Linked DNA regions of Mus musculus: all the other regions are linked to region 1. The links are chromatin loops, found by intact Hi-C in ENCODE. Cell type or tissue: heart. All regions are shown on one strand.

Region 1 (2,500 bases):
GATTCCTCACTAAGAATGACTCATAACAGCCAATCGGACATTTTATATCTGTAAACATCATCAGGCATCAGGGTGGTGGCCAGAGTTGGCTATGTAAACTCCCTCCAATTCAAGTGAAACACATACTTAAAAAAAAAAAGGTTGAAGTGGGGGAGAAACTAGCCATAACCACTTGCACTTCATGCATCTCTAACAAGATCGCAAGAAAGTCAGCTGCTGAATTTCCTATTGTAGTAAAGCTTATATATCTTGAATATGTAAAATGTTATTGAATAATAATCTATTTTTTTTCATTTTAAATTATATGTGTCAGATACTAGCATCCAACCAATGGACAGAAACTGGGGACCTCTGTGTTTGAATTGGGGAAATGGTTAAAGAAGCTAAGGAGGAGAGTGGCCTCATGGGAAGACCTGCAATCTCAATTAACCTGGACCCCCGAGAGATCTCACAGACACTGAACCACCAACCAGGCAGCATACACCAGCTGATATGAGGTCCCCGACACATATACAGCAAAAGACTGCGTAGTCTAACCTCTGTGAGAGAAGATGCACCGAACCCTCAAGAGACTTGAGACCCCAAGGAGTAGGGAGGTGTGGTGGGTGGGATTGGGTTGGTGCCAATCTCTTGGAGACAGGGGAGGAGGTATGGGATGGGGAGCAGTCGCAGGGGGCGCGCAGACTGGGAGAGGGATGATGTCTGGACTGTAAAAAAGGATTAAAGAATAAAAGAAAACTAAAAAGTAAAAAAAAAAAAAATCAGATTGGACTATTAAAGCAGAGTATACATTTAAATCAATGAATCAGTAGCACAAGGGAGCAGCCATGGAGTTTAAGACCATCAGTACCAGGGGCTTCCAGTACTCCACTAAGGCATTGTCTTTAGGCAGAAAATGGGTTTTTGGATATAGTGGCAGAATATGATTGGCCCCTTTGCCATCCTCCTCTGCTGAGAATCACGGCAAGGAACCACAGCCCTTGTTAACCTGTGAACATTTTCACTCTCTTAGGTCATTGACTCTGGCTCAGGGGTCCAATTTTCCTTTCATTCATTAAGCACTTTGGGAAGTGGAGTTCCTAACCCTTTCCAGTCTAAATGTGGAACAATCACATCCCCTTACAATCAGCTGCCAGTGTGCTGGGACCTTCACGCCTCACTGTGCTCTCGCAGTGACGCAAGTTTTTAACAATTGAAGGATATTAACTCAAAAACTTGTTTTCTCATTGGAGGAGCTCAAGGGATTTCACTAAATGAACTTGTATAAACTGGAAGCTAGTACATGTGCCTTTCTAATTATTATGTTCAAATTGGGGGAGAAGGCAGAGCTAATCTCAGTTTGCACATGTCAGAAATTATTTCAGCTATGAAGCTAACTTGAGAGTAACACTCCGTCGATGCGCATTCACTGAAAGACCTGAAGAGGTACAATCTTGTCATTTTATCACAAGATTCCAGATATCAAAAAAAATATTACTTAGTTATTTAAATATGTGTGTTTTGCTAACCCATGGTACTGTTCCCTTCATTAGAGCAACTGGGAACAAGTAATAGATCTGCCCAATTGAATGTTAAATGTTAGAAGTTTGCTAGACCTTTCTCATTCTCCTCTTTTTTATAACACTTAACTGTTAGGTTTCAAAATCCTATCAATATATAGATCTCTAACAAGATCACAAGAAAGTCAACAGCTGAATTTCCTATTATAGTAAAGCTTATATATCTTGAATATATAAAATGTTGTTGGATCAAATCTAGGTCTTTTTCACTTTAAATTAGATGTGTCAGATACTAGCATGCAACCAATGGACAGAAACTGGGGACCTCTGTGTTTGAATTGGGGAAATGGTTAAAGAAACTGAGGAGGAGAGCGGCCCCATGGGAAGACCTGCAATCTCAATTAACCTGGACCCCCGAGAGATCTCTCAGACACTGAACCACCAACCAGGCAGCATACACCAGCTGATATGAGGTCCCCGACACATATACAGCAAAAGACTGCGTAGTCTAACCTCTGTGAGAGAAGATGCACCGAATAGCATCAGAATAGCCATCTAAGGATCCGGATTAGCCTTCAGGCTCCAGCACCAAGATCACCCAGTGAAGATTTAAGCTCATCCGTGTGGACCCAGATCTGGTCTTCCATGCAGAGTCAGCGTGTTCTCCTCTGTGACATCAAGTTCTATCCCACACATTCTCTGACATGGCATCAGAATAGCCATCTAAGGAATCCAGCAGCAACTTCTGGGTAGGCTTAGGTGTGCTGAGCTTTCCCTGCCAAAAATATACAAAGGGAGATGTGTGTACTGGAAGTTCAGGAGCACCACTGCAAGGTCACAGGGATCTTAAATCAGGCAAAGACAACACCACAAATAGAACAAATGAATTTCAAAAAGTTTAACCTAAATAAATGGGGACATACAAACTTCCTGAAGAAGAATTCAAAGTAATCTAAAAAAAAAAAAAAAAAGAACCTTCAATGAGAAATAAAACGTGACAT
Region 2 (2,500 bases), 68 kb after region 1:
TTTTGCATAGGACAAAAGACAAAAGCATGTGTAAAAAGATAGGACATACATTAGGAAGTGAAAGCAGGTCTTGATAAAATAATTGATGCCTGAAACGATGATGTGGGGATCATCTTGGGAAGATTTCTGCTCAGATGACCTACTGCATGTGTCTAGAGGAAAGGTCTCTTGTCACTTCTATAACATAATATTCATTTCATTCTGAAATATAATATTGGATCACAAAACAGTAAAATCATTATGTTTGCCAATAACTAAAACTACATGTTGAGTCTTTCTAAACTTAAATATGCATGCAATTTTCCAAGAAGACTCCTATTGAAAGGCACATTATGATGCTCAAAAGTCTGATGCTCTAAATTTCCAACAAGCTCAGAGACTGTTGAACCATCTTGTTGACTAAGAATATAATGGTTTCACTTGACACAATTTAATGTCATCGATTGTTTTTAATTTCTGTGAACCAGCAACCTCGTATGTTTTAAAATTCAAAATTTGGAGCTAGAGAGGTCGCTCAGTGATAAAGTACTGACAGCTCTTCTGGAGGACCAAGATTCAACTCATTGCACCAGTGTGGAAACTTAGAACTGTTTCTAAGGTCAGTTCCAGAGTATCCATGTCCCTAAGCACTAGGCACTAGGCCTGCATGTGGCTTATAGACATACATGCAAATAAAACACATATATACACATAATAAATTAGTTAACATTCTAAAGTACATGTCTTCCCTATTTTTAACAGAGAAGAAAAAACACCAAGGGATATTCCTTAAAAATTTCAAGTTCTACTTAGCATATTTTCATGACATTATCCTGATACAGATTTTAGGATCAGTATACATTAACCTTGGCATGAAAATTTCTATCGAAAGGAGATGAAGTTAATTAATGCTTTCTATTCTCACTTATCCATCTCCTGTTTTTCTGATATCATCTAAAGTGCTTATGAGATGACATAGAACAATTAGTAAGGAGCTACTGGCCTGTAGGACTCTGAGGATAGATATATTTGTTCTTTGTTGTTAGAGATCAATAGTAAATATATAAAGATTAGCAGAGTACATGTAAAGTATAAAAAGAATTCCTTAGCAGGCTCTCTGTTGGTAATCTAACCTTGCTCAGATATTTGCATAAGCATAAGACCTCTCTGATGTATAACAAGAACCAATTCTACCAAACCAATTGTTTCCAAAGGCAGCTATATGGAGACTGTAGATGAGAGAGACTCTGCCTAGTTAAGTGTATTGATTGATACCAGATCATTTTCACAGAGGTGTATGCTAGTAATATGGTGACTATAAGATATTTAAATTGAGTTCTTGTTCATCCTGACTGACCATTAGAAACGAGGACAAAAGGAAAAAAGAAAAAGAAGAAAAAAACCTACAAAAGATGCTCCAAACAGTAGGAATGAGGCCTGGCTTTCCCTGAGAAATCTTTGTAAGGAAGGAAACATGCCTCTGTGTTGAGCACAGGACCCTGAATACAATCAGGACCAGCTGCTGGCTGAATTCTCCTTCACTCCACCCTTGGAATCTGGCCAGACCCAGGCTTCAAAGTACATGGAAGTGAAAGTTCATGTCAGCTTTATCAACAAACATGAGTGTGGCCAAGTAATGCTGAATTACTCTTATGTAAACAAGGTTTATCTGTTATTTCCCTTTGAAAATAACTATTGTGTTTTTTTGAATAAAATATTGTTACTATTAGGGGTTCCTATTTTTTTTCATTCAATTTCTTCTTTGAGAGTCTGCTTTTGAAAACTCCTAAGATTCAAAAATATCTAGCTCAGTGCTTCTCAACGTTCCTAATGCTGCGACCCTTTAATGCAGTTCGTTGTGTTGTGGTAACCCCCAGCCCTAAAATTATTTTTGTAGCTAGTTCATAACTAATTTTGCTACTGTTGTGAATTATAATGTAAATGTCTATGTTTCTTGTCTTAGGTGATTTCCATAAAAGGGTCGTTTGCCCCACCCCCAAGGGGTCTCAACCCACAGGCTGAGAACCACTGATCCAGTGTTTTGTCTATGAAAAAGTACACAAAAGCAAAGAAGGTGAATCTTCATTGTTAAATATTCATGAACAGCAGTGCAAGAATTTCTCCCAGCAAGATTTTGCGGAAAGGACCTGATATAGCTGTCTCTTGTGAGGCTATGCCAGTGACTGGCAAATACAGAAGTGGATAATCACAGTCATCTATAGGATGGAACACAGGGTGCCCAGTGGATGAGCAAGAGAAAGTACCCAAAGCTGAAGGGGTCTGTAACCCTATAGGAGGAACAACAATATGAACTAACCAGTATCCCCAGCGCTTGTGTCTCTAGCTGCATATGTAGCAGAAGGTGGCCTAGTCAGCCATCATTGGGAAGAGAGGCCCCTAGGTCTTGCAAACTTTATATGCCCCAGTACAGGGGAAAGCCAGGGCCAAGAAGCAGGAGTGGGTGGGTAGGGGAGCAGGGTGGGGGGAGGGTACAAGGGACTTTTGGGATAACATTTGAAAT
Region 3 (2,500 bases), 230 kb after region 1:
TGTGAGTATTCGCTGTAGGGACATTCAAAGGTTCCTGAATATATGCTAAGTGAGGTAATACAATGTTGGCACAAAACTGATGAACCTTCACAGTATTGCTCCTGAGAACTAAAAGTTTAAAAGCTAAAAACTAACGAGGCAAGGAATGTCACTGCCACTCTTCATAGAGAATTAAATAATTCATAGAGCATTTTAATAACTTGAAATTCTGTTTGATATCATGGTTAAGTCGTCATCAAAGCTACTTAATACAGAAGAGAATGACTTCCTACCTAGATGACTTTTACTTCAAATGAAGGAGGTAGAAATGGTTTTAAAGTGAATGATATTGACCAGGAAGTACATTATAGTTTAGAATATGAATGGCTGCATATCTACCTACCCTATATTTAGGAATAAATAGCACTCAATTTCTACCCCATATGTAGGGCACAGGGAGACATAGCAACTAACTTTAAGTCTGGAGTCAAGTATATCTAAGTTTGAGTTTGGGATCTCTTTTCCTCATTTTATCAAGAAAAATTGTCAAGAGGAAGCCTTCATTCCATCACTTATCAAATGGGCAAATATTCAACATATACTCCTGAAGGTCCTTCTAAGGATAACAGAAACTGTATGCGTTAACAACAGTTACACACTACCACAAACGGAAAAAACAGAATAGAAGATACATGAAACTTAATGATAATGCCCCTAAGCAAAGGGTAATAATAGGAATTTAAACAGAACCCATGAGACCACAGACATTTGAGATTCACTGTGTTTGTTTGTTTGTTTGCTTGTTTGTTTGTTTGTTTTTGCCACATGGGAAACAGCAATCCTCACCATTTCACCACCAACACCAATGCAGTGGTGGCCATGGTTATTCCTAAATACAATTCTGAATGAAAAGCCACATTATGAGTGGGTTTTTTTTCTCTTCCCCTGCAAATCTTCTCACAAGCTTCTCATAAATAAATGGGGCTACAGTCAAGAAAACCAGACTAAATCCCTTTCTTACTACTTGGACCATTCCCAAATCATTCATCACAGAGGTTGGCAGATCAGAGCTTCTTTTTCATATACATCTCAGGGAGGCTGGCTAGGTTAGGCAACAGAGACAAAAGTGACTAGCTCAAAGACCCGGGGCATCTTTGCCAATCCCCTGCTTTAAAAGAAAAAATGAACAGTGTACTTTTTAAATAAATCATCTTTCTCCTTGTACTAGAGGTGCTGAAAACCGTATCTACAGCTCTTTGCAGAAAGACACTGTGCCACATGAAGATGACAGTGTCTCTCTCTCTCTCTCTCTCTGAATTCTAAAATAAACAGACCCCGAGAACTGACATTGGGTTTCAGTGACTGCAGTTCACTGACTTTTTCAGTGTAAAAGCTGTCTATTTTAACTCTACCATTGTTCCTGAGGAAGAAGATGGTGTACGGGAGTATGAGACCAGGATAAGAAAAACAATGTTTGTCCCAGGGAAGTTATTGTGATGCACGCGCGTGGTGCCAGAAAACACATGTGTGATAAGAATTACGAAAATCCAAAGGAAATGTGTTATGTATGATTGCTCTTCAGTTTTCCTAGGATTTCTTGTTCTATTTAAATCTCTAAAATGCTTCAGAGTAGTGATAGTAAAAAGAAGATGAAAACAATGAATAAAACCAAAGCATCACAGAACAATTTCCACAGAACGAAAGGTTCTTAAATTTCTTTTTAGTAAAAAAAAAAAAAAAAAGTCAATTATCGTTTATATTGTTTTATTTAAGGAGTATAAAATTCTTCCTGGGGTTTCGGAGTACGAGGCCGGTACACCTTATCATTTTCTGGCTCTTATACTTGGAAAAAAAATCCCAATTGTGGTTGGGACAGAAGACATTAAGTAAATGTGTATTTTACATTTCAGTTAATTAAATGTGATCAAAGGTACCCTAACAGCATTTCAATGAGCATTTTCCTATTTTCCTATCATGTGGCACAGAATATAGAATAATAGAGCCATGTCTCTGTTATTCATTCAATAGTTCCTTTTGCTATGGCCAACCAAAATTTTCCATTCTTTGAAACCCAGGGTTTTACTACACAGATGAAACACACCTGTTTCTGATATACAACCACTTTCAATTCTTGTTAACTTTGAAAAATTCATGAAATGGAAAAAAAAATCTGTGTTCCTTATTTTGGTGTTAAATATAATTTGGAGCTTTGCATTGCCGATTAGCAGGGAAAAGCAAACAATTACTTTCTGCAAGCAAAACACTGTACAGTCTAATAATTTTAAAATGTTCATGAAGTATTCACTGTGGATACAAGCCTTCCCCTGCCTCTGGGAAGTTGGACCTATGGAAACAAACTAACAAACCAAAAACAGTAACAAAGAAAGAAGGAAAAAAAGAAAGAAAGAAAGAAAGAAAGAAAGAAAGAAAGAAAGAAAGAAAGAAAGAAAGAAGCAAAACCAAGTGATGGCAGTGTTTTTACTTTTAAGTGAATTGACTGGGAATATCTTATTTGGAAAAG

What was found. Hi-C counts contacts between places; a loop is a spot of excess contacts. Peaks named below come from ENCODE experiments on the same cell type or tissue, not always from the same donor. Only the 100,000 strongest peaks of a DNase experiment are listed, where the experiment ranks them.
Region 2: a loop joins it to region 1, with 10 times the contacts of the local background. A loop is called at or near these places in 5 of 42 quality-filtered maps.
Region 3: a loop joins it to region 1, with 6 times the contacts of the local background. A loop is called at or near these places in 4 of 42 quality-filtered maps.

Annotation. Positions count from the first base shown.
Region 1 is chr12:37,013,236-37,015,735 of GRCm38, reverse strand. No RefSeq gene overlaps it. Among named protein-coding and RNA genes, the nearest start is that of Gm29007, 92 kb to the left of the region's middle. In heart, no CTCF peak of the experiment used is centred here; DNase peaks (open chromatin) are centred at 65, 605 and 1,125.
Region 2 is chr12:36,945,192-36,947,691 of GRCm38, reverse strand. No RefSeq gene overlaps it. Among named protein-coding and RNA genes, the nearest start is that of Gm40394, 63 kb to the right of the region's middle. In heart, no CTCF peak of the experiment used is centred here; a DNase peak (open chromatin) is centred at 1,531.
Region 3 is chr12:36,779,945-36,782,444 of GRCm38, reverse strand. No RefSeq gene overlaps it. Among named protein-coding and RNA genes, the nearest start is that of Mir5099, 35 kb to the left of the region's middle. In heart, no CTCF peak of the experiment used is centred here; a DNase peak (open chromatin) is centred at 1,484.